4 separate regions of the Homo sapiens genome follow, and regions 1, 3 and 4 are each linked to region 2. Evidence: chromatin loops called from intact Hi-C (ENCODE). Cell type or tissue: PC-3. All regions are shown on one strand. Links, peaks and the distances in the headings refer to the core of each region. The heading gives the core; the rest is flanking DNA. Region 1 has its middle 56 kb from the start of LINC00520. Region 2 has its middle 36 kb from the start of LINC00520. Region 3 has its middle 66 kb from the start of LINC00520. Region 4 has its middle 44 kb from the start of LINC00520.

Region 1 (7,816 bases), core at 1,708-6,707, 93 kb after region 2:
GGCAGGCAGATCACTTGAGGTCAAGAGTTTGAGACCAGCCTGGCCAACCTGGCAAAACCCTGTCTCTACTAAAAATACAAAAATTAGCTGGGCGTGATAGTGCATGCCTGTGATCCCAGCTACTTGGGAGGGTGAGGCACAAGAATCCCTTTAACCCGGGAGATGGAGGCTGCAGTGAGCCAGGTGTGGTGGTGCACGCCCGTAGTCCCAGCTACTCAAGAGGCTGAGATGGGAGGATTGCTTGAGCCCAGGAGTTTGAGGCTGCAGCAAGCCATGATTGTGCCACTGCACTCCAGCCTGGGTGACAGAGCAAGACTCTGTCTCAAAAAAATTAAAAATGAAAAAATTAATAAATAACGCAGCTGCTTAGCCACTGCCTTTTCCCTTGGTTATGTGGATAATAGGCAACCTATGCTCTAGAGGGAAGGGGTGTGGGTACCAACCTGGATTCCTTAGCTTACTGGCTGTGTGGCCGCAGCCAGGCAATTTCACTTGCCTGAGGTGCTACTCCCTCATCTACATCATTCAGGGCTGTGATGCTGGCATATTCAGCGAGATAATATCTGTAGGGGGCCCAGCTCTGGACTCAGCACGAATAGGTACTAATGAAATACAATCATGAACACAGTTATCGTCATCATTTGGCTGAGTGTGCCCAGACCCAACCATTACCATCACCAAGCCAAGCGAGCTGTTCCAGCAGGGGAGAGCTGGGGTTTAGCTGGACAGAAGCGCCTGGAATTCACATCCCAGTGCCAGCACTGGACACTTGCTTCTCTAACAGGATTTTTCAACCTCAACCCTATTGACATTTTGGGCTAATTTTTCATTGTGGGGAGCTGTCCTGTGCATTATGGGGTGTTTAGCAGCAATCCTGGCCTCTACTCTCTAAGAAACCAGTAGCATCCTCCCCTAGTTGTGACAACCAAAAGTGTTCCCAGGCGTTGCCAAATGTCCTCTGGAAGGCAAAAATCACCCCTGGTTCAGAACACTGGTCAAATAAAATGTTCATACTAGGTTTCTTATTAGTATTAGGCAAAGTCCAAGAATCTACCCAGAGTTTCCAGTTTAAAAAAATTGCCTGCCAGGATGACTTTTTCCGGTAAACCATGGAAGAACATTCACTTCCTATATTTGACAAGCACTGCAATCCAAGGGAAGAGAATGAACTAGGGAAATAATTGGGTGAGGTTTTAACTTCTGTGCTAATTTACAGGGCTACTTCGGCTCCATGTGAATACACCCATGACTACGAATTTCTGCTCAATAAAGTGGTGAGGGGGTAGGTTTAACTGCGGGCTCAGGCCAGATGTCCACAGGAACCCGTTGCCCCTGGTTAAACACTGTGTTGGGTCAGTAGCCCCAAGACCTACAGGCCTACACAAGAGCATTCTTCTCAAGGATATTTATCACTCCCTAACTCAACATAACCAAAGCATTGTTCTAACTCCGGGGGCCTGCATCTGCAGTGGGCCATTTAAAAAAAAAATAAAAGGATAAGTGAGTGACAGAATGAACAGAACCTCTCCTCTTCGTGTCACCTTCAGCTGACCCCTGTGACCCAGGCTTACTAAGTGTGACCCAGGCTTACTTTGCCCCACCTACACACTCCCTATTCACACACACACACACACACACACACACACACAAATAGTAGGACAAATGGAGACATACCCCTAGCCAGGAATGTGTTTCCTGTGTTGCCCTGGCACTCACTGCTGGCCCCTCAGGTCAGCTTTGCTAGAAGTACCTGGAAAATCCCTCTGAGCCCTGCTGTGGCCTAGGGCCTCAAAAGTGTGCAGAAACTGGTTCTTTCCAGGTGCAGAAAACAGAAGAGGCTCCACAGGGAGTCAAGAGAGACAACCCCACATCAGCCACATGGAGATCCCAAAAGAGCGCCTGGAGACCCAGCTCGGAGCCAGAGGGAATGAGACCAGGAGGGAAGGATGTGGCTACGGGAAGGACGGCCTGAAAGGAGAAGGGCATTAATAAGCACTTATTAGGCACCTCACAATAAGAGCTTCCTTGAAACATTACCTCCTTCACCTATCACTACAGCTTGGGAGGGAGCAATTATTATTCCCAGTTTCATCAACAAGTAACCTCAGAGAAGTTTGGCCAGCTGGGACTATAGCCAGGGGTGCCCGATCGCAAAGCCCAGGCTCTTTGTCACACCAGGGACTCTCAGCGGGACAGCTGCACAGATGGGTCACCTGAGCGGCTTCAGAAAAAATATAGATGCGGTCGGGTGCGATGGCTCACGCCTGTAATCCCAACACTTTGGGAGCCCAAGGCAGGCGGATCACTTGAGGTCAGGAGTTTGAGACCAGCCTGGCCAACATGGTGAAACCCTGTCCCTACCAAAAAATACAAAAATTAGCGGGACGTGGTGGTGCACACCTGTAGTCTCAACTACTCAGGAGGCTGAGGCAGGACAATCATTTAAACCCAGGAGGTGGAGGTTGCAGTGAGCTGAGATGCAGTCCAACCTGGGCGACAGAGTGAGATTCAGTCAAAAAAAAAAAAAAAAAGAAAGGAAGAGAAAGAAAGAAGGAGAGAAAGAGAGAGAAGGAAGGAAGGAGGGAGGGAGGGAAGGAAGGAGGGAGGGAGGGAGGGAGGGAAGGAAGGAAGGAAGGAAGGAAGGAAGGAAGGAAGGAAGGAAGGAAGGAAAAGAAAAAAGAAAGAGGGAGAGATGCTCAGGTGCTAGCTGCTACCAATTAAACCGAAGTCCTGAAAAGCCTCCCAGGTGATTTCAGTGGACATACAGTGTCTAGAACTGCTGCCATCCCCAAGGAATAGAGGAGGGAGCTGTGGACAGAGGACGATGCAGTGTGCTGGGCATTGTCCGTGTGCAGTGAACCACCTCCTGGGCCTTGCTGTGCTGCAGGAGCCCTCCTCCTTCCCCCAGGCCTCCCACCCCAACAAGTGGGCACTAAGACAGAGCAGGCAGTTTTAATGTGTGCTAAATACAGTGCTTGGGAAGATAAATCCACACACCCTCCATGCCATATGATATATATCGCACAGAAACGGCCTGCAATTATGTACTTCCTGGTATCATCCGCACACGGTCTCCCTTTACTCCTGTAGACCAGTGGTTCTCAGACACAGACAATTTTGTCCCCTGCCCCCATCTCCCAGGGCACACTGGGCAAGACAGAGAGGCATCTTTGCTTCTCACCACTTGGAGCGTGGAGGGAGGTGCCACTAGATCTCGTAGGTAGAGGCTGGGGATGCTGCTTAACCTCCCACAGTGCACAGGACAGCCCCTGCCACAAAGAGTTCTCTAGCCCCAAATGTCCACAGTGCCGAGGTCGAGACACCCTGCTGTAAGGAAGAAACAGTGACCTCTAGGTAGGCACAAATCCTGGACCGTAACCCACCTCCAGGTCAGAAGCCTGTCCCTGACCAGGCAAGTTTCAGAGAACTGCAGAATCTTAGATCAGGAAAAGACTGCTGAGACAACCAGCCCAGCTGAGACCTCATTCAGGGCAGCCCAACTGCCCTGAATTAACTGAAAATGGTATTCCTTACTGCAAATTTGTATTCACTGACTTAACAAATATTTATTAAGTCCCAGTATGTTTAGGGCACAGTGCCTGATTTTCCTGCCAAAATAGTTACCCATCCTGGAGTAAATCCCTTTGTGTAAGTCCAATATAAGATCCAGGCGAGATAGGCTCTGAACCAAGCAAAATCCACCCCCAGCTGGGTTAGGGTGGTTTTATTGCTTTCTGGCTCATTGGGTAACTTGGCAACCTGGGATCGTGTCTGCAAAAATCCAGAGGAGGCTGATCCAAGATCAACTCCCCGGGGTCTGCACAGGGGCCCAAGGGCGGGTGCCCACATTCCTCCCTAGCTGCCCACAGCTGCCCTCTGTCCCCAGCCCAGCTCCAGCTCCCAGCTCCCTCCCACTTCAGGCTAGTTACCATTACCAGCAGCAAACTCCAGCCACCCAGCTTCATGGGGCCAGCCTCTCCCACCTCTCCTGCTGCCCAATTGTTATTGACAAAAATAAGCACTCTATTGTGACTTGCCACAGAAATAAAAATTGCTCAGGGGAAGGAATTGGGAACATTTTGTACTCCAGGGTCACAAAAGATTTAAAAGTCATTCTCCCTACTGGAGATCTCATTTACACTGGGCAGAAACAACAACAAAATAAAAACCTGTCAAATGGATTGTGCAACAAAGGAAAATGCTGCAGAGGCAAACCTAGTAGGAGCAGGAGGAAAGGGAAAGGAGGCAATACACAGCCTCCTTGTGGGAGGCCCCAGGGGCTGGGCACTGCGCGATGCTGGAGGAGGGAAGGGAAGGTGACCTCCCTCCTGCCCATCTCCCTAGGATGCCCCCAGTGGCTGAGACCACCCTTCTTCATACCAAGGAACACAACTCCCCATGCCTCTACCCACCGCATCAAAATGGGCAGACCCAAACCCAACCAGAGACAACTATCTGTGATATAAAGGGAGAGTAGACAAAGCCACCCACACAGCAGGGCCTGCGATCACAGGAGAAGCTGCCAATATTTCACCTGACTCTCTCCCATCTCTGCAGAATTCTATCTGAAAGTTATTTCCTCAGGAAAGCTCCTCTAATCCCCCAGATTCATTTATTCCCTCAACAAATATTTATTGAATGGATAACATTTACTGAATGGCCCCCAGGGGTTAGATGCCCTTAGTACAATCTCTCCTAGCTACCCCCTTCCCTCTTTGAACACTTAATAATGATGTTAATTAACTACTTACATAATTATTTCTTAGGGTCTTTAAGACCTCCTTTTCCCACCCACCCTTCTGGAATATTGAGCTACTTGACAACAAGAATCAAATTGGTCTTGTTAACTGCTGTATCCTCAGAGTCTAGCTTCTTTTGGCACCTATTGGTTGCCAACACATGCTGAATGAATGAGTGAACAAATGAATGAGCAAACTGCCAAGGCCAGCGCTGTTCAAATAGAAATGCTGACCACAAAGACAAGTCATACATGGAATTTTTAATTTTTTAGAAGCTACATTTTAAAAAGTAAAAAGAGTGAAATTAATTATAAGGATATAGTTTATTCATCTCAACATATCTAAAATATTATCATTTCAGCACTTAATCAATATGAAATAATTATAAAAGTGATCTTTTGCATTCTTTCTCTCATGCTGTCTTCAAAATCCAGTATGTATTTTACTCCTACCACACATCTCAATTTGTACTAGGCACATTTCAAGTGCTCAGTAGCCACATGGGGCCACCACATTGGACAGCCAAAGTCCAGGCTTAAACAGAGGCTTCCAGTGTGCTCATTTTCTGGTAAGGTAGGAGAAAAGTTATGCTCTGCTATGCCAACACACAGTATAGCCATTATGCTTATGGTCTATTGAGTCAGACTGCTTGGTTCAAATCCTGACTCTACTACTTACTCCTTGTGCCCTGGGAAAATTACCTAACCACCCTGTGCCTCAGGTTCCTCTTCCAGAAAATGGGAGTCATAACTGTAGCTACACTGTGGGAGACTGTATTAGGAGAAAATGAGTTAAGACCCATAAAGGCTGGGGGCGCTGGCTCACGCCTGTAATCCCAACACTTTGGGAGGCCGAGGCGGGCGGATCACAAGGTCAGGAGATCGAGACCATCCTGGCTAACACAGTGAAACCTTGTCTCTACTAAAAATACAAAAACAAAATTAGCCAGGGGTGGTAGCGGGCACCTGTAGTCCCAGCTACTCGGGAGGGTGAGGCAGGAGAATGGCATGAACCCGGGAGGCGGAGCTTGCAGTGAGCCGAGATCGCGCCACAGCACTCCAGCCTGGGTGAAAGGAGACTCCATCTCAAGAAAAAAAAAAAAACCATAAAGCCCTTACAACAATGCCTGCCACACAGTAACTACTCAATAATATTAGCCATTAATGTTTAATTATGTTTATATCTTATAAAGCTATTAGGCCCCACTTGCTGCCCCAAGAGATGGGAGGTAGCTCTAGTCACAATACATTCTGTTGGTAGGATGAAGGTAAAACCAGTATCCATTTTAGAGATGAATTCTGAACATATTCTTTCATGGGCACTGCAAGATATATTTTAGCAAAAAAGATTGGGTCAGGTACAGTGGCTTATGCCTATAATCCCAGCCCTTTGGGAGGCAAAGGCAATTGATCACTTGAGCCCAGGAGTTTGAGACCAGCCTGGCCAATATGGTGAGACCCTGTCTCTATTTATAAAAAATAAAATATAGATAGAGATAGATGATAGATAGATAGATAGATAGATAGATAGATAGATAGATAGATAGATAATTGTGGACATACAAATTATATAGGCTAGCAAAAATTTTTAGGTTCACCTAAAGAAGAAAATTTAGACTCTGCCATAGTACACTCGTCATTTGTGAGAATGGGAAGTACCGGTTTAAATAAAAACCTTTTACAACTTTGTAAAGGTTTTTTATGCATCTCTTTCACCTCTGAAATTCAAGTTCCACTGTATAAGACACACAAGTTGTCTATTTTCCAATCCAGCATGTAAAGCAAATGACATTTACACTGGACTTCCTCCGGCATAAAATCTGCTTGGGAAAGCTGAGGACTCCATAGGTTCCAGCCCTAGTGCTGATACCTTTCTTATCCCTGTTTGCTGTCACCATGGTCTTAGAGCAGAGGAACACCACCTTTGGAGAAGAGCCTGGGTGGGCACAGCATTGCTGACAGGGGCAGCTCTTCGCCTTCTCAGTTCCAGGGGATTCCCACCAAGCTGGGGTAGTTCCAATCCCATTCTAACTCCATGTGGTCTAGGCTGAGAGCCTCAGGGTCAGCCCCACACCCAAGCTTTCTAGGTGTTCTTTTGTCCAGGGATCACAGAGTCCAGTGAGGTCCAGAATCACTAGATCTGTGACCACAAAGGAGTAGGCATGGAGATGAAATGGTGTGTTGCACTTGAACGGGCATCTTTGCAAAGAGGATCATAAAATATGGAAACGCGCCAAAAAAAATCATTGTGCATTGGGCTTCCACAATCACTTCTGTGTGTGTGCATGTGTGCATAAATGTGACTGAGTGACTGAGATGGCCAAAGTGACTTGCAGGGACATGAAATTGAGCCAAAGCCCCCAGTCTGTTGAAACATAGTCATCTGTTTGAAGTTAAGTGTCTACTTACTTAGGAAATAAGAACACAGAAGAAAACAGACAAAGAGTAAACTCTGGCATATTGAACTCTGGGAGCTTCTCTGCCATTCTCTCTTTGAATATTGCCTCTTCCTCATTCTCTCTTTCTACTCAAAATGTGATGTATGGACCAGGTGTGGCTTCACCACCTGGAAGCTTGTTAGAAATGCAAAATAGCTGGCACCTCTCAAGACCTATGGAATCAGAATCAAGAACTCAATGAGACACCTAGGTGAACCATATGCACATTAAAATTTGAAAAGCACTAGTTGATATTCTTTCCTTCTGGAACTTCTATTAAATCTATACGAGTCAGGGTGGCTCATCATATCCCATCACAGAACAACCAGGAGCAGGAGAGTGTGGGGCCTGACTCCTGCTGCTGAAGCTTCCATCTGGGGGAAGGAAAAAGAATTTATCTTCTTAATAGTTTGAAAACTATTACTCAGTCTATGTAACATCTCTTTGGCCACATCATTTTAATACATAAATCAAAATGTATGTATTAGTCTGCTAATAAGACATACCTGCTAATAAGACATACCTGAGACTGGGTAATTTATAAAGGAAAGAGGTTTAATAGACTCACAGTTCAGCATGGCTGGGGAGGCCTCAGAAAACTTACAATCATGGAAGAAGGGGAAGCAAACATGTCTTTCTT
Region 2 (7,816 bases), core at 975-5,974:
TTTATAGTCCTCATTAAGCTAATAAACTCACTCACACTTACCTGTCAGTGACTGATAAGAATTCTGATTGCCCAGAGGTTTCCTAGGCAGAGTTACACCTCGTAAACAAACTATTCAAAAAACAGTTAAATATACTAAATTGGTTAAATAGACTAAGATGTGGTTTTCAAAGTATGGCCCCCAAAGGAAAATATCAGCAGCATTCAGGAATTTGTTAGAAATGCAAATTCTGAACAGGTGAGGTGGCTCACACCTATAATTCCAGCACATTGGGAGGCCGAGGCAGGCAGATCACCTGAGGCCAGGAATTTGAGACCAGCCTGGTCGACTTGGAGAAACCCCATCTCTACTAAAATAAAATACAAAAATTAGCCATGTATGGTGCTGCGCACCTGTAATCCCCTCTACTCAGTAGGCTGAGGAAGGAGAATCGCTTGAACCTGGGAGGTGGAGGTTGTAGTGAGCCGAGATCACGCCATTGCACTCCAGCCTGGGTGAGAGAGTGAGACTCCATCTCAAAAAAAAAAAAAAAAACCAAACAAACAAAAAAAAACCCCACAAATCCTTAGGAAGTGTCTCAGGTCTACTCAATCAGAAACTTCCAGCAATCTGCTTTAACAAGCGTCCAAGTGATTCTAATGCAGACTAATTTGAGAAGCACTGCACTAAGGTATATCCATATATATTTTGCAGAATACTTATGCAACTATTAAAATTGTTCTCACAAATGAATAATGATAGGGAAAGGTGTGCCTAGTACTATGACACTGTGATTTATGATAAGATATATATATATGTGTATATATATATATATATATATATAGTGTGTGTGTATATACACACACACACATATATGTGTGTATATATATATATATATAGTGTGTGTGTGTATATACACACACACACATATATACTGGCACACAGCTTCTAAAACCCTTGGAATCTTCAGTGTAATAAGAGTATCTTTTGTATGTTAAAGAGATGACTGGCACCTGGCAGCCCCTAGATAGCTTCAGGGTGGGAGTTGGCCATGGGAAAGACCAAGACAGGATTGGAGGGTTGGGACTTTCATCTCCACCCCACCAACCTCAAGGAAAGGGAGAGGGGTTGAAGGTTAAGTTGATCACCAATGTCAAATGATGTAATCAACCATGCCTATATAATGAAGCCCCCATAAAAACCCAAAAAGACTAGGTTGGTGACTTCTAGATAACTGAACACATGGAAGTTCCTTGAGGGTAGCCTGCCACAGAGGGTATGGAAGCTCTGAATCCCATCCCATATGCTTTGCCCTATGCATCTCTTCCATCTGGCTGTTCATCTGTATCCTTCAAAATATCCTTTGTAATAAATGGGTAAATGCAAGTGTTTCCCTGACTTCTGTGAGCTGCTCTAATTAATTGAAACCAAGGAGGCAGTTGTGGAAACCCTGATATATAACTGGTAGGTCAAGAGACTAGATGACAAGCTGTCAGAGGTGTCTGAATCAGAGCAAGTCCATCTTGAATAGGAGCTGTGTAAAATGAGGCTGAAACCTACTGGGCTGCATTCTCAGATGGTTAAAAGATAGGAAAAACCAAAACGTCCTACTCTCACACACCACTCAACACAATACTTTTGATACGACATGTGTGAGATTTTTCCACAAACACCAACCAATTCAGCAGACACCAGCTGGGTGTCATCTAATTCAGTTCAAACCTGGCACTATCTATCTATCTGGAGTAGCAGGTTGAGGGATCCACCCCACAAGACTGCCCTGCACTTCAAATGCCACTTATAAGTAATAGCTTTGTTACAGGAAAGGAGTCCTAATTCAGACTCCAAGAGGGTTCTTGGATCTTGTGCAAGAAAGAATTCAGGGCAAGTCCACAGAGTAAAGTGAAAGCAAGTTTATTAAGAAAGTAGAAGAATAAAAGAATGGCTACTCCATAGACAAGCCCTGAGGACTACTGTTTGCCCATTTTTAGGGTTATTTCTTGATTATATGCTAAAAAACACATGGATTATTCATGGGTCCACTTTTTAGAACATATAGGGTAACTTCCTGACGTTGCTATGGCATTTGTAAACTGTCATGGAGCTGGTGGGAGTATAGTCATTAGGACAACCAGAGGTCAGTCTCGTCATCTTGGTTTGGGTGGGTTTTGGCTGGCTTTTTTACTGCAACTTGTTTTATCAGCAAGGTCTTTATGACTTGTATCTTGTGCTGACATCCTGTCTCACCCTGTGATTTAGAATGCCTCAACCATCTGAGAATGCAGCCAAGTAAGTCTCAGCCTCATTTTACCAAGCGCCTAGTGGGGTTTCTATAAATATTGGCTAAATTAGTTATAGTTAATGCCTACATAGTCCTTATTATATATCAGGCTCTATTTAAGAGCTTTATGTATATTAGCTCATTTAATCCACAGACCAATCCTATGAGGTGAGAACTAATATTATTCCAATTTTATGGATGAGGAAATTACGTGAAGAAGACATGCCCAAGATCATACAGCTATTAAGTAATGGAGGTAAAATTCACATCCAAAATTCTGAATTAGAGTCCATGACATTAGCCATGATGGATGGATGGATGGATGGATGGATGGATGGATGGATGGATGGATGGATTTTGGTTCTCCTTGGCAACTTACTTCATAATTTTTCTATGAAACCACATTACAACTGAGTGTTTTGTGCCACAGGTATCTCATAAATACATAGAACTCCACAATCAGTCTCTCTTCTAATGCAGAAATAGCTCTTTGGAAGGCAAAGTTTCCTCCCATGTGAAATGAATTTAATTTTCCAGGTATCAGTAAGCAACTGATTTTTTTCTTACTCTATAAGAATCCCTTGATTTTAAAAGAGTAGCATTTTATTGCCAGAGAAGAATGACTTTTTTATGATGTAACCATGTCATTAGCCAAGCATGAGGGGCAGTTTCAACCCTCATTTTAAAAATAGTATCGTCCTAATAGTAGTACATTAACAAGAGCAGGCTCAGTCTGGGGCAGCCTATTCTGTTTCTTGCTATTCTTTAACTTTCCTTTCTTTCCCACTTCCTTCCTTTCTTCCTCCCTTTCTTCCTTCTGGAGGTAATACCCTCTGAAGGAACATCAAATTAGAGTTCAGATAATGTGGCTATTTTTTATGAGAAACCAATTACATTCAGTACAAACGCCTTTTACTTTGACAAAGTTCTTTGTATTTTAAAGTACTGCTTTCCTGTATATTATCTCACTTGATTCTAGCAAAAAAAAAAAAAATCCCCTTAAATAAAACAAAATACATCATTATTTTGCAGATTAGAAGACTAGAGTTGCCATTCTATACCTTTCACCAAATTGTAATACCAGTTTGTTTAGAGATAGGATTATTTATTTGATTCATTCAACAAATATTTATTCAGAATGTACTGTGTGCTGAACACTGTTCTAGGTGCTTGGGATATACCAGTGGGCAAACAAAGATTTCTGAGGCTGAGGAGCTTAATTCCAGAAGGAGAGATGCAAAATAAACATAATATAGTATATAGTATGAAGTATATAGTTAGAAAATGATAGAGGACGTGGAAAAGCCCAGAGAAAGTGGGACAGGATGTGCAGTGATGAACATGTTGCAGGGACAAATGGGTGGTCAGGAAAGACCTCACTGAGATGGTGGCTTTTGATAAAGACTGGAAGAGAAGGAGGAAGCAATGAGAGCCAAGCTGTTACCTGAGGAAGACAGTTCCAGGCAGAAGAGCAGCTTGGATCGGAACACTACCTTCCAGACACCTGGTACAAAGCCTTTGGCACCTCACCCAATGAACCTGATATGGGGAGGGGCAATGGAACAAATGGGCTTTTTACATAAAGTCTACTAGGAAAACATAACCCAGGCCTCCTAGCTGTAATAACGCAAACACACTCTATGGAAATGCCTATGATTCATTAGTAAATGTTTAACAATCAGCATTCCAGAGAGACCTGTAATGTATGTCAATTTGGGTGGTGTACTTTCACTATGGCCAATTTCAAGTTATCAAAATGACATTACTGAACTTGGAGTTGGAGCTGGCTTCAACATGCTGATCCTTACCCTCTTCTAGGGAAAAAATTTCCAAAACCTACCCCCAGAATTCCAGAATTTCTTACCATCTATCCCTTATTTATTATTTCTTTATTCTGAGATGGGGCCTTTTTCCCCCACCTTCATACTGTTACTGGAAAGAGGTCCCAATCCAGACCCCAAGAGAGGGTTCTTGAATCTCATGCAACAAAGAATTCAGGTTGAATCCATACAGTAAAGTGAGAGTTAGTTTATGAGGAAAGTAAAGGAATAAAAGAATGGATACTCCATGGAGCAGCCCTGAGGGCTGCTGATTGGCTATTTTTATGCTTTTTCCTTGATTATATGTCAAACAAGGAGTGGATTATTCATGAGTTTTCTGGGAAAAGGTTGGGCAAATCCCAGAACTGAGGATTACTCCCCTTTTTAGACCATATAGGGTCAATTCCTGACGTTGCCATGGCATTTGTAAACTGTCATGGCACTGGTGGGAGTGTCTTTTAGCATGCTAAGGCATTGTAATTAGCATATAATGATCAAAGAGGATGACCAGAGGTCACTTTCATCACCATCTTGGTTTTGGTGGATTTTGGCCGACTTCTTTACCCCACTCTGTTTCATCAGCAAGGTCTTTGAGACCTGTACCTTGTGCCAATATCCTATCTCATCCTGTGACAGAATGCCCAACCTCCTGGGAATGCAGCCCAGTAGGTCTCAGACTCATTTTACCCCTATTCAGGATGCAATCACTCTGGTTCAAATGTCTCTGACAATACCCCAGCACCGAAAGTCAAATCAGGAATTTGTCTTTTCCTTTATGTTCTACAGGAAAATTTATGGAGAAAGGCCTGAATAGAGAAAGAAAAATCCAGAGAGACAGAGATGCAAATGGAGGAGTCAAAGACAAATGTTGAGATGAGGGGAAAGGAAAACTTAGCCCCTAACACACAGTCCAGCTGGGTGAAATATTAAAACTTATGTGAATTAGAATTCTATGAACTCCAGCACCAGGGGGAAAAAAGGGAGAAAAAAAGAAAATGTACTGAAAGCATGTGCTTTTTACTTGAGAAAATGATGTGAATCTATCCAAAATACAAATTTGAGTGCAGCTGTCCATCCTGTTTGTTTTACAAAAAAAAAATACATAAATAAAAATAAATAAATAAGTCTTACAAAGGATTTGGGATGGAGTTAGGAAAGTAGGATAGTCAGGCCTGAGTTTAAAACTAGGTGTGCAGAGCTGTCTTAATCATAGCTTTTAATAGTAACAATAGTAACCACATGAAGCCACCTGCTTGCCTTGGTTTATTTAGCAAAATTAACCAGGACAAAGAATGAAATTAAAGGTCCAATTAAAACAGGCCAGAGGATTTTGAGTGTCCACATCTCACCAACCAAAGAAGTTCTAAGTGTGATGAACAAAGGTGCCAGGTAGAGAAAGCTCAGAAATGGCATGCTCTGCCATTCCACCCATGGCAAGGGGACTCTGCAATAAGCCCACATCCTTTGGCTAGAATGTCTCAATCCATTTAGTGGAATGATTCCTTTGAGTTTCATTCAAATTTGTAATCCACTGGGCAACACTGAATTGAATCTATGTTGGAAGGCTGTTGTGGAATAAAGCCATTAAAACTATTCTTAAGTCTTTATCTCTGAAATTCCTTTCCAATTTGCTTCAAATAATACCAACTCTGCCTAGCCTTCTGGATGCAATACTCAAGGTGTTCTTTCTCTGTGCACTTAGTAGAGGGGAGAGACCAGGGAGATCCCACAAATATTTTAGAGGCTTTTTTCCAAAGAGGCACCGATCTTCTTTATCTCTTGTATGAAATATTTTCTACCTATCTCACCGAGTTCCTATGAAAACTGAGCTTTAAGTAAAACTGAAAGCACCATGAGCCTTTGAATCAGAGGTTTTGATAACTATTATTATTATTTGCTATCACAAGAGACATCCACTGTTTTGTCTTCTGAGAAATGTACCTTTCGCTAAGCTCCAAACATGATTTTAAAGAGAGCAGCGGTCATTTTATAGAACATGCCTCCCTGGCCACAGTGATTGTTCTAGAGGTATCATGTGACTCAAGCAGGAACAATCATGGCAGCCTACCCCGTGGGCTATGATGAAAAGAATATAAGCTTTGGAGGAAATATACATTGAAAAGTCTTTAGAAATAAAAGAAGTCTCAGCTGCACAGGATGTTCTGTCTGGAACCAGCCAGATTTGCATTCTAGTTCAAATATATAGAATATTTCTTGTACACAACTCCTAATCTTCCCTGCCTCACCTCTTATCCATCCTCAGTGACCAGTTCTGTCTAGGTTTTGACCAGCTCAAGCAGGCATGACCTGATAGCACCTCTCCTCTACAAGCTTTTCATGTCCCACCCTGGGACTAGCCAGGAAGGATGGATTCAGATAAGAGCAACCCAGAAGCGCAGGGGAATTAACACTTTGCAGAGCAACACTTGACCATAGGGCAAATAAACCAACAGATAGATGTTCCCTTTTTTCTTTCCCCAGATGGACAGTTCTGAGAGGTATTTCAGATAGTCCTGTGAGATAGAGCACGCAGGTTCTATCTGGCTCAGAGTGGCCAATTATAGCTCTGTGACCTGAGCAAGTTACTTTCAAAGGGTATACTATCACTTTCCTTGAAGGTCTACTTCAAGCCACCTTCCTGACACCATGGTTACCTATTGTAAATATCAGCTGTGACCCTTTATAACCCACTCTACTGACAATCAAAAAATACATCCTTCTCTCCAATTCTTCTTTATAATCTATCAGAATCCCTAACAGTCCATCCGCATTTTAATTACAGTTACCTCAAACTTTAATAAAGATCATGATCATTCATACTTTGTCTTTCTCTTTTCCACATAATTTCTGCTTTTTTCTTCCCTCATAGCGCTTACCTTCTAACCTCTGTGTCACCACGATCAGTGAAATCTCTCCAAATTCTTCACACTCTTCTAAGAAGGCAAGATGGTGTTTTGTGAAAGAGCAGAAAAAGCTCTGGACAAAGAATCAGGATTCCTGGGTTCCAGGTCCTACTTGCCAGTGATGGCCTCAGGGGCCTACGGCAAGAGCCGCCTCCTCTCAGTTCAGTGTCTTCAAACATAAAGAGATGCCCAGCAAGGTCATTTCCAAAGCTCCTTCTTGTCCTAACTTACAGTGTCTAAGCCAAATGTTATAGAATTGTGAGGTGGCCTTGGGTCAGTCATCTGACTTTGATGCTGCCATTTGCCTCCTCAATTGTCCCAGCTCCCTCATTCCTAAACCACAGGAGGCCACGCCAAGACAGTGGCTGAAGTGTATCTACCTGACTGCCATGAACACATGCAAAATGGTGTGGAGGAAGACTGTTCAATAACCATGAAATATATACATCCAAATGTATTCACAGTAAGAACACTATTTCCTTGAGGAAAAGGGGGGATAGAAAAAAATGTTTTAAAGTTTACACATTATAGCCAGATTATGAGTGATTTTTTTCCTTGTGATTGCTGAATTATCTAAGTTGGCTACAATAAGCATGTATTGTTCATTGTAATAATGTTTAAATAAGATTATGAACTGAAACTGCTCTGCCCACAGGCCAGGCAGGCAGCCTCTAATGCTGTGGCCTGAGCCTCCTGCATCCTGAAACATCTGCCTGAGCAGCAGCTTCCACGAGGTCTTTCCTTCTCGGCCTTATTTCCCACCATTCATCTCACCCACTCTGTGTTGAACAACAAACAAGGCAGTGTCTCCAGGGGACCCCTGTTAAAGGATT
Region 3 (7,816 bases), core at 1,113-6,112, 100 kb after region 2:
AGTAAAGAGTAGCAGTTATTAGCTTATCAAGATGGCTGACACCTCCCAGCTCATACAGATGGTGTTGCACCCTCTGCTTCAACAGGCTCAGTGACTGGGAGACCTCCCTCCAACTCAAAGCACCTATTCTGGGAGGTGCTTAACATCCTTGAGCCTCAATTTCATCATCTATGAAAAAGAGCTAATAATGCCTACCTTACAGAAATGTTATGAAATTTCATTAAAATAATATAAATAACAGTGCTTGACCCAAAGTAGGTACTCAACAAATATTTCCATACGGAAGCACAATCTGATGTCTGTGTCTTATTACTGATGTCACAATCTCATTAAAAATGTCTTATTTATCTTGAACTAAAGATATGTTCTAATTCTGCCCTGTTGACTATGTAGAATGGGTCTAATTCTTCTTCCAAGAAGCTCTCAAATACATGAGGGTGATGTGTCATGCCCTCTTCACCAAACTTTCTCTTCTCTAACCAAATGCCCCCAAGTTCCTCCAACTAAACAAGAATTTCTTGTCTCAAAAGTAACTAGAAGCTCTTGGGCTCTAGTGGCTCCCAAGACGGAGCTCAGCACCAATAACACACCCTTTGCCCCTGGGGATCCCAAACTTGATCTTGTGGATATGGGTAAAGTTCATGATCAGCCAAATGCTTTCTTCATTATACAAAATTCAGGGGAGTGTCTCCATATCCTCTCCCCATTCCCAACACTGATGGCAAACCCTGTTTTGTTTCAAGGAGCCTGTTTTAGGATGAATATGCTCTTCACCATTGAAATCCAGTTCTGAACCTTTGAAGTGACATTTATTGTGGTTTTAGGAAAGGTTCACTGGAGGTGAGAAGTGACAGCTCTGGGTGATAAATCAAATGCAGCTCAGTTTTAATTTAAGGGAAAACCATCATCAAGTCAGCATGGCTCAGGCATCAGCCAGCCCTGGCTGGCAGCTTGTGATTTCTTATGTAAATGGTAAAGAGAACATTGAACGGTGACAATTTCTTCAGCTGCTAGGATGAGCCGTCAGCTTCTGTTCTCTGCTTAAACTTGACATCTTAAACTTCTGGTTAGAGGAGAGTCATGTTAACAAAAACGTTTCAGGACTAATCATAATCATAAAGCCTTTCTTAGAAACAACGGTACTTATACAGCATGTTACACAACACACCTGGTCTGTTTTGCTTCTTCAAAGCAGAATAGTCTAGCTTGGGATAGTCTAGCACTGCCTGTCCAACACAGTAGCCAGTAGCCACATGTGGCCACTAAGTGTTTGAGATCTCGCTAGTTTACATTAAGCTGTGCTAAAATAGAAGTATAAAATATGACACAGAATTTCAAAGATTTCATACAAAAAATGTAAAATATCTTACTCATAATCTTTTATGTTGATTTTATGTTGAAATGATAATATTTTGGATATAATAGATTAACTACTTATTAAAAAGTAATTTCACCTGTTTCTTACTGATGTCACAGTCTCATTAAACATTTTTCCATTGTGGCTGATAGAAAACTTTAAATTACACATGTGGCTCACATTTGTGGCTACCATTATGTTTCTAGTGGACAATGCTGGTCTGAAAGGCAAGGCAGGGAGCTGGAAATCCCATGTTTCTCTAGCTCATCCTCTCGGTGCAGACTCAGAAACAAAGGAGCTTACCATCAGAAGCTATCACGGGTTTTACTGTTTCTTTGTTGGTTAGACTAGAGCAGTGGTCCTCAAACTTCAGTGAACATAAGTGCTATGGACTGAATTGTGTCCTGCCCTGCCCCCCTCAAATTCACATATTGATGCTCTAAATTCCCCCATGTGATTGTTTCGGAGATAAGGCCTTTAAGGAGGGGATTAAAGTTAAATGAATCATAAGGGTGGGGCCCTGATCCAATAGAACTTGTGTCCTTATAAGAAGAGGAAGAGGCCAGGAGCCGTGGCTCAGGTCTATAATCCCAACTCTTTGGGAGGTCAAGGAAGGCAGATCACTTGAGGTCAGGAGTTTGAAACCAGCCTGGCCAACATGGTGAAACTCTGTCTCCACAAAAAATACAAAAATTAGCCAAGCGTGGTGGCATGTGCCTGTAATCCCAACTACTCCAGAGGCTGAGGCATGAGAATCGCCTGAACCTGGGAAGCAGAGGTTGCAGTGAGCTGAGATTGCACCACTGAACTCCAGTCTGGGTAGAGCTTCTCTCCCCAATATATGAGGACACAGCGAGAAGGTGGCCATCTGCCAGCCAGAGGAGAGCCCCCACCAGGAACTGAGCCTTGCAGGAACCTTGATCTTGGACTTTCAGCTTCCAGAACTGAAAAAATAGATGTCTGTTGTTTATGCCACCCAGTCTGTGGTACTTTGTTATGGCAGCCTGAGCAGACTAAGACCATAAGCATCACCTGGTGAATTTGTCAAACACACAAATTCCCAGACCCTCTTCCTGAGAAATACTGATTTTATTGATGTGGGATAGGCCTGGGAATTCACTTTTCTTTAGCAAGCATTGTAGGTACATATATGTGGACCATACTTTGAGATACCCTGGACTACAAGAAACATAATTATCTGGACTCCTTTGGCACTGTTGCCGGCCTGAATTGGACCCCCAATTCTGCCACTCCAGCAGTAGTAGCCAAATTAGTTTGATCATGGGCGCCCCCTTTTGGTAAAGCATTTTTGAGCATGCAACTCACCACACAGCTATACTTAACTGATAAATTACATATGCCCAACTGTAAATCATATACTAAATATTAGTAAAGATTTTTTACATAAAAATAAATACAGAAAAGGAGTTATGCTGTTTTCTTTCTGGGTCCCAGTGGGCCATCTTTAACCTGTGGAAGTCTCTCACTGAACACAAATTACACAGCTTCATATTTCCTTGCCTTTGCATGAGTTCCCATCTGCAATCTGTGCAGTGAGAAAATGCCTATTTATGCCTCAGGATTCAGCTCATAAATCCCTGTGCAGCTCTTTATTCCCCCTCCGTCTCCCACAGGTGGAGTTATTCCTTCTGCCCCTCTGTGCAGCACCTCTGTACTAATGTCACCTCTACTGACTTATCACATTGAATTGTAAGTATTTGTTTAACGTTTCCATTCCTTAAGGACTGTGCTTTATGTATCTCTGTTTCACCTGGGCCTTACACACAGTTCCTGGTACATAATGTTTTGTGTTTCTTTGGTTGGTTTGGTTGGGTTTTGTTTTTTTTCTTTTTTCTTTTCTGTTTGTAACAGGAACAAACCAATGAATGTAAGTGCAATTAACCGATACTTGAAGCAAGCCACCGCCCTTCTATGCACAAGCAAAATCACCCCAGTGCATGTGAAAAATAACCCACATTAAAGGGTGCAGTGCAAAAAGCTATCTAAAGACATACTGGGTTTTAAGTTTGAGTTTACAAAAACATGTATAATTCACACAAGAGCTGAGGATGAAAGCAAACAGCTTAAGCAGCCAACAGCATAAGGAGCAGAGAAGAAGGATTTTTTTTTAACTGATCTTTTTTAATTGTTTAATTGTCTTAAGATCAGGATCCCCTGGCAAAGTCACAATGGATGGTTTGTGAGAGGTCTCAGTACATCTTTGTGAGGCAGGACAAAGATGGATGGGGAACAAGAAAGCTTTTAAGGGCATTACAATTTATTATCTATATCCAGGTCTGCACTGCACAAAATGAAGGAATCATCTGGTCCAAACTCAAAAAATTGTGGCTAAGAGTATCACCTTTTGGAAACACAGACCTGGCTTAGGGTGTATAATAGCAGTGTCCTTCCTCTGCAAGGTCTAAACAGCCTCATTACTTAGGAAATTGTCTTCCCTGTTCCTTCACATATCTCTTACTATCTCAGTCTGTGCTTCTCCTGTGGATTATAAAGGGCTGCCCAGGCTGGAAGAATTTACTGGCACCCTCTCACATGTGCTAGGGTGCAGGCTGATGAAACAAATGCTTTGTCACTTCCCTGTTTACACAAAAGCTTTTTCTCTCAGCAGGAACTTGAAAGAAACTAAGGTGAACATAATCAGTTTATCTTCTTAGACCCACTTAAAAGGATTGACCCTGTGATATACTGGAAAGCAAAATACAAGTCTGTTTATAAATGGCTTTTTAAGGTGATTAACAAGTAACATTAGCAGGTAGAAAGATTTCCATACTGTTTCCCCAAGAGTAGGGTTGCCAAATGTTGCAAATAAAAATATGGAATGCCAGTTAAATTTGAACAGCAGATAGATAATGAATAATTTTGGGGTATAAATATGTCCAAATATTGCGTGCACCCTAAATTTTATCAGGCAACACTACCTCAAAGGGAAAAGGCTGTACATAACCCTTGTGGGGAGAATGTCTTCCCATTGGCTGAAAGGTATATATTAATAAAAACATAGGCCCGAAAGTTGAGATATCTGAGTTCTCTTCTAGATTAGTTTTTCATTAATTCATCAATTCTTCATCCCTAACAGTCTAGTGCCATGTACTAGGTTAATTCCTTAATAATAAAAAAAAAAAAGTTGCTGGAGAGAAACATGGTCCCTGACTTCTTTCAGCTTATAATCCAATGGTGTGACCCTTAGCCTGCCTGTGCCCCATTTTGCCAGCTGTAGAATGAAGCGGTTGATCACCTTGGGTTTATGTTTTGCAGAGTGTATTCTATACTAATAGATATTCCATCAAAGAAGGTTTTTGTGACAAAAAATATAATAAACATTGAGTTAAAAAGTTAATAGCATTTTACTGTAAGTCTTGTCAACATTTTAATGAGCTAATCATCATCATGACCCCTAGATGGTGACTTACTGCAGAACCATCCCTTCGAGGAGCCACTCTGGGGACTAGTGTTCTATGGAACACACTTTGGGAAATGCTGCCCTAAGCCAAGAACTAAAATTCTTTGTAAGTCTGTACTTGCCTTCTTTCCCTTCTCTGCCTAAAATGTTCTTCATCCTTAAAGAGCCAGCCCATATGTTTCCTCCTCTGTGAAGCCTTTCCTTCTGACTTCCCCCCAGTCATCACTCCCCACTGAGAACACATAGGGCATCACAAGGCAGAGACATTTGTCTGGTTCAGTTCTACATCCCAGCACCAAGCAATAGGCCTGGTCAGTACAGTGAGTTATGCCAGCAAATATGCTTTCTCATGAATAAGTAAGCGAATTAACACACACTGCCAACCAAGTTACCCTGTCCCCTGCCTTCCCATAGCACTTTTTTTGGTTGTAATATAATTATTTAATTCCTACCCTCTTTATACTGGAAATATTTTGAGGACAGCAAAGAAACATTATTAATTTTTCCATCCCTAGTAAATAAGCTCAGTCCCTGGCACATGCCTTGCTCTCTATAAACGACAATAAATAGCATTTACTGCATCACTCTTTACCAGGTACTCACATGAATTATTTTATTTCATCTTCACAACAATCTCATGGAAGGCATTATAGCAGATATTGTGGATTGGCTTGATCATCCTCCATACTAGAAAGCTGAAAACTATTTCCCAAATTCCTTTGGAGCTCAGGCTTTGCATATAGATTAGGTTTCATAAGTTATAAGTATTTGCATGAGTTTGGGAAGGTGAAAATGAGGCAGAGGCCACTTCTTGCCCCTTTTAGAAATTTCATTCTGGCAAGCAAGGGTGTGGAGATGTGATCCTTTTCTGCAGCAGGACTGCAGTCCTTCTCCAGCTTCCTGGGCATTTAAAGCAGAACCAGTAGCAATACAACATTTCAGCTGTGTTTTTAAACTCACCAGTTCCCATCGTGCTGGCTTCAGAGGTACAGCTCCCCTAGTACGTCAGTTCTGTGATAGGGAATCACTGCTCCTCCAGCCCTTTCAGCAACTGTGTAAGTATATAGTTCCTTGTATTAAATCCCTTTCTGCTAAAACACCTAGAAGAGTTTTAGTTTCTTGTACTAAACCCTTGCTGAGACAGAAATTACTATCATTATCCTTTCTCCAGAAGAGAAAACTAAAGTATAGAGAGATTAATTTATTTCCCCCAAGGTACCAAGTGGCAGAGCCAAGATTTGAACCCAAAGGCCATATCCTTTTGTTATCCTCCTCTCAACAAGATCACACAGGGCAGGGTTGCCAGTAGAACTCAAGAAGGAAAAACTGCCTTCATTTACCAGCCAACCACTACTTAAAATTACTAGTAAAATGTAAAACTGTTTTTACATTTATGAATTATGGCATATCCACCTATGGAATATTATGCAGACATTAAAAATAAAGTTGTATAAAACCATAATAAAAGAATATGGTGTAGAGCTCTATGTTAATAAATTTGAAAGCCTAGATAAAAATTTTCTAGGGAAATATTTATCAAAATTCAAAGAAGTAATATAGGAAAAGAATGATCGATAACTTTGATAGCAATTGTATAAGTTGCAAATAGTTGCCCCTGCAAAAAAAAAAAAAAAAAACACCTAACATAAGTGGATCCATGGATGAATCCTTCTAAATTTTCAAGGAACTGATCATTCCAATGCTACCTGTTTCAGAGCATAGAGAAAGAAATAAAGCTTTCCAGTTCTTTTCAGAAAACCTAAATACCAATGACTTAAAACCCAGCAAAACCTTAACAAAGAGAATCCAGCAATATATTAAAAGGGTAATATGTTTAAAGTTCATATGGAACCAAAAAAGAGCCCATATTGCCAAGACAATCCTAAGCCAAAAGAACAAAGCTGGAGGCATCACGCTACCTGACTTCAAACTATACTACAAGGCTACAGTAACCAAAACAGAATGATACTGGTACCAAAACAGAGATATAGACCAATGGAACAGAACAGAGGCCTCAGAAATAACACCACACATCTACAACCATCTGATCTTTGACAAACCTGACAAGAAATGTGGAAAGGATTCCCTATTTAATAAATGGTGCTGGGAAAACTGGCTAGCCATAAGTAGAAAGCTGAAACTGGATCCTTTCCTTACACCTTATACAAAAATTAATTCAAGATGGATTAAAGACAAATGTTAGACCTAAAACCATAAAAACCCTAGAAGAAAACCAATACCATTCAGGCCATAGGCATGGGCAAGGACTTCATGACTAAAACACCAAAAGCAATGGCAACAAAAGCCAAAATAGACAAATGGGATCTAATTAAACTAAAGAGCTTCTGCACAGCAAAAGAAACTACCATCAGAGTGAACAGGAAACCTACAGAATGGGAGAAAATTTTTTGCAATCTACCCATCTGATGAAGGGCTAATATCCAGAATCTACAATGAACTTAAACAAATTTACAAGAAAAAAAAAACCCCATCAAAAAGTGGGCAAAGGATATGAACAGACACTTCTCAAAAAAAGACATTTATGCAGCCAACAGACACATGAAAAAATGCTCATCATCACTGGCCATCAGAGAAATGCAAATCAAAACCACAATGAGATACCATCTCACACCAGTTAGAATGGCGATCATTAAAAAGTCAGGAAACAACAGGTGCTGGAGAGGATGTGGAGAAATAGGAACACTTTTACACTGTTGGTGGGAGTGTCAATTAGTTCCACCATTGTGGAAGACACTGTGGCGATTCCTCAAGGATCTAGAACTAGAAATACCATTTGACCCAGTGATCCCATTACTGGGTATATACCCAAAGGATTATAAATCATGCTACTATAAAGACACATGGACACGTATGTTTATTGCAGCACTATTCACAATAGCAAAGACTTGGAACCAACCCAAATGTCCACCAATGATAGACTGGATTAAGAAAATGTGGCACATATACACCATGGAATACTATGCAGCCATAAAAAGGGATGAGTTCATGTCCTTTGCAGAGACATGGATGAAGCTGGA
Region 4 (7,816 bases), core at 1,134-6,133, 79 kb after region 2:
GTGTCCTAGTGGGAATTAAGTAGTCAGCACTTCCCCTCCCCAAGGGCTTCTAACAAAGGGGCGGATTTCAAAGGAGTCTCCATTATGGAGAATTAGCATAAGAGGGCATTTCCTCTCTTTGACAGTCCTCTTTGACCCTCTGTCTACCCACAGACTGTCCTTTTCTGTGGCTGAGAATCCTTATCTCAGCAGCTGAGAGGGGACAAGACCCTTGTTCCAATCAAATCATCTCAGAGCGTCCCTCTAGTCCAACCCACCTCTTTTCTCCCTGGGCTTGTTGAAGGGCAGGTAGCTTCTGAATGGAGAGTGCTAGGCCTACAGGGCTCTCAGGAAACCAAAGTGTCATGATAACCCGTGTAGGAAACTGACTACATCATTAAAGAGTGTAGAGAGGAGAGGAATCCTACTGGTGACCTTCCAGAGATATCCAGCAGGCCCTGAAGAAACACTTGTTGACTGAATAGCAATAAGCCCTCATGGACAGGACACAAAGAACCAGGCAAGAGAGTTTCTGCTTCCTAATGTAAGTACTTAGCATTTATTTTCTGTTGTAGCCCAGGCATGAGACAAGCACTTCTTGTGGTTACTTTCATTTACTCCTGGAGTGGCTTAAAGATGGCAGCAATTTTTTTTTTTCCTGGGATCTGAACTAGTCCTGACAGTGGCTGCAGAAGTGATCCTGTGCAGCTCCCAAGACTTGTCTGTGCTTAGAACATTCCCTCTTGGAACCCAAGAGGTGCACATGCTCTGCTGTGAAAACATCAAGCCACAGAGAGAGGCCATGTGGAAGACAGCAAGGTGCTCCTGACAGCCAGCACCAACTGGCAGCCATGTGAGTGACAAAGGACACTGCCTTGGATGTACCGCCACCCAGCCTACAGATGACTGCAGCCACCGATGACACCACTGGAGCGGAAGACCTGCCCAACTGTTGTTGCTTTAAGCCACTAAATTTGGTGATTGGTCACCTGACAGTAGGTAATTAGAACAACTGCTTATAACTGTGTGGGGTGCAGGCTAGCATCAGCTCTATTTTACAGATGACGAGACTGAGGCACAAAGAGGCTAAGTCACCATGTTCACAGTGCCGGTAGAACCAGATTTCAAACTCACATCTGTCTATCTCCAAAGCCCATATTCGTAGCCTCCATCATACACTATCTCAAAGAGCTTGCGATTTACTGGCAGCCACAAAAAAACACGTCAGAAAACTCAAGCATATGCACAATCCTTTTTTCTGAGTCTTGGTAATCTCTCAGGAGCTGGGGAGTCAGAATTATCTCAGACTATTCTGGAAGGAAACAGAGAAAACAGCTTTGCCTGATTTAAAAAGAAAAAAAAATACGGAGGTAACACCATCTAATGCTGATCACATAAAAAGTCCCTGCTACTCTCAAGCATGGGTGGACAAACTATAGCCTGGGGGCCCAAATCCCATCCACTGCCTCTTTTTGTAAAGTCGTATTAGAACATAGCCATATCCAATATTTACATATGGTCCATAACTACTTTTCCTCTATGTGGCAGAGCTGAGTAGCTGAGGCAGAGATAGTAGGGGCCCCTGGTGCCTAAAATGAAGTTCACCAATCCCCTACTCTAAGCCAATGGCTATCAAACTTAAGCATGCATCAGAATCACCCAGAAGGAGTGTAGAACACACATTCCCGGGCCCCACTCTCAGAGTTTCTGATTCAGTAGGTCTGGAATGGGGTCCAACAATTTGTATGTCTAATAAGTTTCCAGGTATGGTAGGCAGCTCTAAAATAAGCCTCTTGCATAAGGCACGCAATCATCCGCACTCCTACATCAGCCTTCCCTGATGCAGACTGAACTTACTTACTTCTAACGCATAGAATATGGCAGAAGTAATGGAATGTCAGTTCTAAGCATATGTTCTCCAAAGACTGTAGCTTCCATCTCATGTGCTTTCTCACCCTCTCTGAACGCTTGCCCTGTGGGAAGCCATGCTATAAGACAGACATATGTAGAGGCTCATGCCATGAGAAACTGAGGCCCAACAACAACCACATGCATGAACTTGGAAGTGGATCTCCTCCCCAAACTGAGTCAAGCCTTCAGATGAGATCTCCACCCCTGCCGATAGCTTGACAGCAACCTCATGAGACATCTTGAGCCTGAGGCTCCCAGCTAAGCCATGCCCAGATTCCTGAGCCACAGAAACTGTGAGAGAAGAAATGTTTGTTGTTTAAGTCACTAAGTTTTAGAGTAACTTGTTAAGCAAGAATACGTAACACACACCAGTTGATGCTGAGGCTGCTGGTCCAAGGACCACACTTTGAAAACCTTGGCTGTAATGGAACAGCTGCTTCTTCAGTCTTCTGACTTGATGGGGCAGGGAAATACTGAGTTTTAATACTTCTGAGTTCCACAGTGTTAGTGGAACATCCTTCTAGACTCTGTCCACCAGGTCAATGGCAGAAATAAGTTGGATACCTTGTCCCCAGTCACCACAGAGCCCTCTTCTCTGCAGGTTGAATGATGGAGGTAAGGGTCCTCGCACAGCCTCCACTGCCCATAGCTGCAGGAGTGTCCAGAGATCAGAGCTCTCAATTATAAGGAAAGACATGGGCAATAGCTGCTTGAGAGCACAGCAAAGTCAGGGCCCAGAAAGCCTGGGCGGTGGAAAAAGTTTATTCCTCTGGAAGCCCTCATTATCACTTCCTTACTCCATCCTGGTAAGTAGCCTCTGGGGCCTGTCTTATGTGTCATTTATTCTCTGGATTTAGTTACCAGTGAATCCACAGGGAGGTGCCAGCCAGTTCTTAGGTGCATTCCACAAGGGCAGAGATTTTGGCCTGTTCTGTTCAATGATACCTACAAGTACCTAGACCTGAGAATGGCATATAGAAGGTGCTTAGTGAATAATTATTGAATTTAAGTATGATTTATTTATTTATGTATTTTTCACCCCGGCTGGAGTGCAGTGGCAAACTCTCAGCTTATTGCAACCTCTGCCTCACAGGCTTAAACCATTCTCCCACTTCAGCCTCCCTAGTAGCTGGGACCACAGGCACACACCACTACGCCTGGCTAGTTTTTGTATTTTTTGTAGAGATGGGGTTTGCCATGTTGCCCAGGCTGGTCTCAAACTCCCCGGTTCAAGTAATTCACCCACCTCAGCCTCCCAAAGGGCTGGGATTACAGGTGTGAGCCGCGCCCAACCAAATTTAAGCCAAATTTAAGAATTTGAGAGACAGCCCCAATTAGCTTAGCCAAGCCTCGTGCACTGTGGAGGGGGGGGCTGGCACAAGTGTGCCACCCTTGGGCCACACTACCACCAGGGTGTTCAAGGAAGAGGCCACCTCTTATCCTCTGCAAGGAGACAGGTACACAAAGATTCTGTGGGTCATCTCTGTAAAGCTTTAATTCAGAGGCCTCAGACATGGACTGTCTGGGTTCAAGAGATACCAAGGAGCTGGAAACACCAGTGGGGTTCTTTGGTGACTGGGGCCAAAGTGTCTGGTGCCAGGAAGCAGAATATACAAACTGGTATGCTTTTGTGCATATAGCAACTAGCCTGAGGCCTCATTGTACCAGCTTCAGAGAGAAATAAATCATGTTTGTTTAACAAACGCAGTGAAAGAATGCCCTGGCACAATGCCTGACACCCAGTAAGCACTTAATAAATGTTTATCGAATGAATGAAAGAGATCTTAAGCACAGCAATACATTTCTTGGCTGCAAGTGGGGGAAAGGTAAAAATCAGACTTGTGAAACCATATGCCCTCCCCTCCTCCCCATAACCCCCACCCACAGAACAGCAGAAAGGAAAGTAAAGAATCATATCTTTGGAGCAAGAGGAAGAAGCCATCTCTGCTTTGCAGCTTGGGTCAAAGCACGTCACCTCTCTGGGCTGCAGCTGTTTCATTTGTAAAAGGGAAAGTCTAGGCTTGGTGATCTCCAGGTCTCCTTCCAGCACTGAGGTCCTGTGGCTCTGTGCTTCCCCAAGGCACTGTCCCTCAAACCTAATTACATGGTTTGCCTGTAAAAGGAGCGCCTTGATCAGGGCAGAAACAATGAGGAGCAGCCATTGTCATTCAAATCCTGGAACTGAGCTTTCTCTCAAGGTACGTTTAGAACATTCCCTCTTGGAACCCAGCCGCCATGCTCTGCTGTGAAAACATCAGACACCACACTCCCCCCTGGAAGTCCTTGGACAATAGCTGTGACCACCAGTTACGACAAGAATGCTATCAAAGGGGGTTTGGCATGGACAAGTTGTGCCCTGCTTGACTTATGGGGTCCTTCTAAATATGAACGATTCTAGTTTTTCATCAACCTATATAAAGTAAAAATTATGGTATTTACGAAAACACTGAATTTATGGTATTTATGAAACTACTGGCTTGGGTGAGGAGCCCAGTTGCTCCTTTTATGAAAGGAGCAGATACTCCTCTCCAGAGCTGATGATTTAGGAGCACTGAGAAGAGGGTGCAGAGGAAAAGGTTCTGGTGAAAAGATGCCCGCCTTTTTGAGTTTTAATTTTTTATGCTCACAATGTGGGAAAACCACTCTCCAAGGGCAGTGGTAATGGGGAAAGAGCAGCAAGCTTAGTACTATGTGGAATTCCTCCATGACCTCTAGCTGCTGGGGGTGGGAGCAGCTGGTATTTAAGAAACCTGAGTTTTCCACATGAGGGGCAGAAAAAGGTGCAGAGAGAGCAGGCTTTTTTTGTGTCCCCTTCTTGTTTCTTTCCAATTGTGCAGACAGTAGAAAATGCCCTTCTGAAAAGAGCAAGAGGAAGATGTGGAAAAAGAAGTTTTTTAACTTCTTTCCAAAAAAAAAGTATTAAATTATGTTTTTGTGAAAAAGAAAAACACTTATTTTCAATGTCTGTAGTATTTGTGGCCAACATCAAGAACGTTGGTGAAAAGAGAGCAAACAAATCAAAATCCATGCCAAGGAACTGCAGGGATATTAAAAGATGTCACATTCTTCAAGATAGTTTTAGGAACAATTTATTGCAGGACTCCTCAGAGCCCTTAAGGTACAAGTGGGTATTGTGACTTTTATCCTCTGGAGTGTAGCATTTTCAGAAGACACTTTGGGAAACACACTTAGGAGTGACAACACACTTTTCTTATTAGAATCCAAATCATGGCTGGGCGCAAGGCTTACGCCTGTAATCCCAGCGCTTTGGGAGGCCGAGGGAGGTGGATCACTTGAGGTCAGGAGTTTGAGATCAGCCTGGCCAATATGGTGAAACCCCATCTCTACTAAAAATACAAAAATTAGTAGGGCGTGTGGCAGGTGCCTGTAATCCCAGCTACTTAGGAGGCTGAAGCAAGAGAATTGCTTGAACCTGGGAAGCAGAGGTTGCAGTGAGCCAAGATCACGCCATTGCACTCCGGCCTGGGCATCACATTGCAGCGAGACACTGTCTCAAAAAAAAAAAAAAAGAAGAAGAAAAAGAAAATCATGCAAATGAAAAAGAATTATCCTCTGTAGTTTCAGAAGGCAAAACAAGATCAACACATGTTTAAAAATTATTCCTTTGGGAAACAAATCAATATGCCAAAGGGACATCTGCACGCCCATGTTCACTGCAGCACTATTCACAACAGCCAAGGTGTGGAAACAAACCTAAGAGTCTCTCCACAGATGAATGGATTATTCAGTGTGGTAGAGAGACACAGTAGAATACTATTTAGCTTTAAAAAAAAAAAACAGGGAATTCTGTCATTTACAACAATATGGATGAAACTAGAGGACATTATGTTAAGTGAAATAAGCCAGGCACAGAGAGACAAATCTTGCATTATCTCACTTAAATGTGGAATCGTAAGAAGTCAGACTCATAGAAGTAGAGAGGAGAATGGTGGTTGCCAGAGGCTGGGGTGGGAGGGGGGCTGAACAGGGAAAGGGGAGACATCAGTCAATGGGTACAAAGTTTCAGACAAGCAGAATAAGTACTGGTGATCTACTGCATGTCACGGTGACTACAGTTAATAATAATGTCTTGTATATTTCAAAATAGCTAGAAGAGAGGATTTCAAATGTTCTCAACACAAAGAAATGATAAATATTTGAGGTAATGGATATGCTAGTTACTCTGATTTGATCATTCCACAATGTATTCATGTATGGAAATATTACTTTATACTCATAAATGTATACAATATTATTTGTCAATTAAAAATGAAATAAAACTAAAAATTATTTCTTTGGGAGAGTGAAATTTAAAACACAGTTTGAAGATTGAACCCTTGTGTGGACAAAAGATCTGGGCTTGATATATTGAAAGATCTGGGCTTGATATATTGATGCACTTGCTAACAATAGCAGCTATTCCCAAATAAGAAAGTCCACCTTCAGGAGGATGGAATAACTTGTCTCTGGAATAATAACAGCCACCTTGGGGACGGAATGTTTGTTATTTGCTCTGTGCTAAATATCTGTATTTATATAGATGCGGGTATAGATATATAAATATATATGTATGCATATTATTTGTATATGGACTTATGTTTATATCTGTTTTTTCTATTTAACGCTTACGGCCTTATGTAAGCAGACACTGCAATTATCCCCATTTTGTGGAGAAAAATACTAAGGCTAAAGAACATTGCACACCTTGCCCGAGACTATGCATAAATTGCTCAGCCAGGATTCAAAGGCAGGCAGGCCACCCACCGAGCCCCACTCTTCACCATGACACCACACTGCCCCCTGGAAGTCCTTGGACAATACCTGTGACCACCGGTCACAACAAGGATGCTATCAAAGGGGATTTGGCGTGGACACGGTGTGCTCTGCTTGACTTACGGGGTCCTTCTAAATATGAACAATTCTAGTTTTTCATCAACCTCTATGAAGTAAAAATTATGGTATTTATGAAAACACTGAACTTAATTTTTAAAGTATTAGTGACTGCTATGTGCCGAGCATTGTAAAGAGTGCAGTTGGTAAGAGGTAAGGGAATTTAAAATGTTGAAGGTGCTTTCTGCCTTTGAGAAGATTATGGTCCCATAAGAGATGAGAGGATACATAGGAAGCCACAAGACACCATGGGGCCTGCACAGCTGCATTTCCTAAAAGCGAGTCAGTTGCTGCAAGCACCCCAGGTCTGTGTGGGCTGCAGCCTCCCCCACAGTGTTGCTGTCTGCTTGACAAGATTTCACAAGACACCTGTGATGGGTATTGATCATTTGGGGCTGCCTGGCATCTTTACTTTCTTCCCATGTTTGTAAGAATGCTGGTGAGAGGCAGTAAACACCAGGTGCTTGTGCAATGTCAGACTCCAATTGCCAACTCCTCTTACTCAATGCCTGAGGGCTTGCTCTGGCCTGCAGAGCCCACTTTGCAGGACAAGCAGAGAATGCCAGGGATGTACACTTTACCTCCCTACCCAGCAGACCCTCAGCCAATGACTGCCAAGAGTTGATGGGTAAATAGCCTAGACCCCCCACCATGCCTCTCAGTGGGATAAACCTGAGGCACATGGCCTACCCTGTCTTTCAGAATCCCAGGCAGGATTAAGCTGGAGTTGCTCCCAGGGGAACTTGCTTGATAACAAACCCTTTATTGTTTCACTCCCTTCCCTATCTGACTTCCCCACTCCCCTACCAGTGTTTCCTTGAATTACCTCCCAAATAAGCCACTCACACTCAATTCCTTGTTTCAGGGTTGCTCCAGGGGAAACCCACGCTAAGGTACTTGATCTCCCAGATCCTGGCAACCAGGGCCTACAGCTTAAGTCCATAGGACCTAAATGCTTCTATCTGAGACTTTCACCCTGGAGCAAGTAAAGAATTAAAAAACAGTCTAGAAGTCATTCTAAGGCCACCAGCAAGGG

Evidence for each region. A loop is a pair of places that touch in the nucleus more often than their neighbours do. Peaks named below come from ENCODE experiments on the same cell type or tissue, not always from the same donor. Only the 100,000 strongest peaks of a DNase experiment are listed, where the experiment ranks them.
Region 1: it touches region 2 in a loop (5-fold over the local background); 4 of 110 quality-filtered maps call a loop at or near these places.
Region 3: it touches region 2 in a loop (4-fold over the local background); 3 of 110 quality-filtered maps call a loop at or near these places.
Region 4: it touches region 2 in a loop (6-fold over the local background); 2 of 110 quality-filtered maps call a loop at or near these places.

What each region holds. Positions count from the first base shown.
Region 1 is chr14:55,736,466-55,744,281 of GRCh38, reverse strand. No RefSeq gene overlaps it. Among named protein-coding and RNA genes, the nearest start is that of LINC00520, 56 kb to the left of the region's middle. In PC-3, for the core only: no CTCF peak of the experiment used is centred there; no DNase peak of the experiment used is centred there.
Region 2 is chr14:55,828,312-55,836,127 of GRCh38, reverse strand. No RefSeq gene overlaps it. Among named protein-coding and RNA genes, the nearest start is that of LINC00520, 36 kb to the right of the region's middle. RefSeq lists an enhancer at 3,783-4,077. In PC-3, for the core only: no CTCF peak of the experiment used is centred there; a DNase peak (open chromatin) is centred at 3,887; H3K4me3 peaks cover 1,803 bases; H3K27ac peaks cover 3,010 bases.
Region 3 is chr14:55,726,917-55,734,732 of GRCh38, reverse strand. No RefSeq gene overlaps it. Among named protein-coding and RNA genes, the nearest start is that of LINC00520, 66 kb to the left of the region's middle. In PC-3, for the core only: CTCF peaks have their summits at 2,424 and 2,641 (motif pointing left); a DNase peak (open chromatin) is centred at 2,652.
Region 4 is chr14:55,749,019-55,756,834 of GRCh38, reverse strand. No RefSeq gene overlaps it. Among named protein-coding and RNA genes, the nearest start is that of LINC00520, 44 kb to the left of the region's middle. RefSeq lists enhancers at 2,645-3,195, 3,196-3,747, 3,749-4,364. In PC-3, for the core only: no CTCF peak of the experiment used is centred there; DNase peaks (open chromatin) are centred at 2,174 and 3,624; H3K4me3 peaks cover 617 bases; H3K27ac peaks cover 1,042 bases.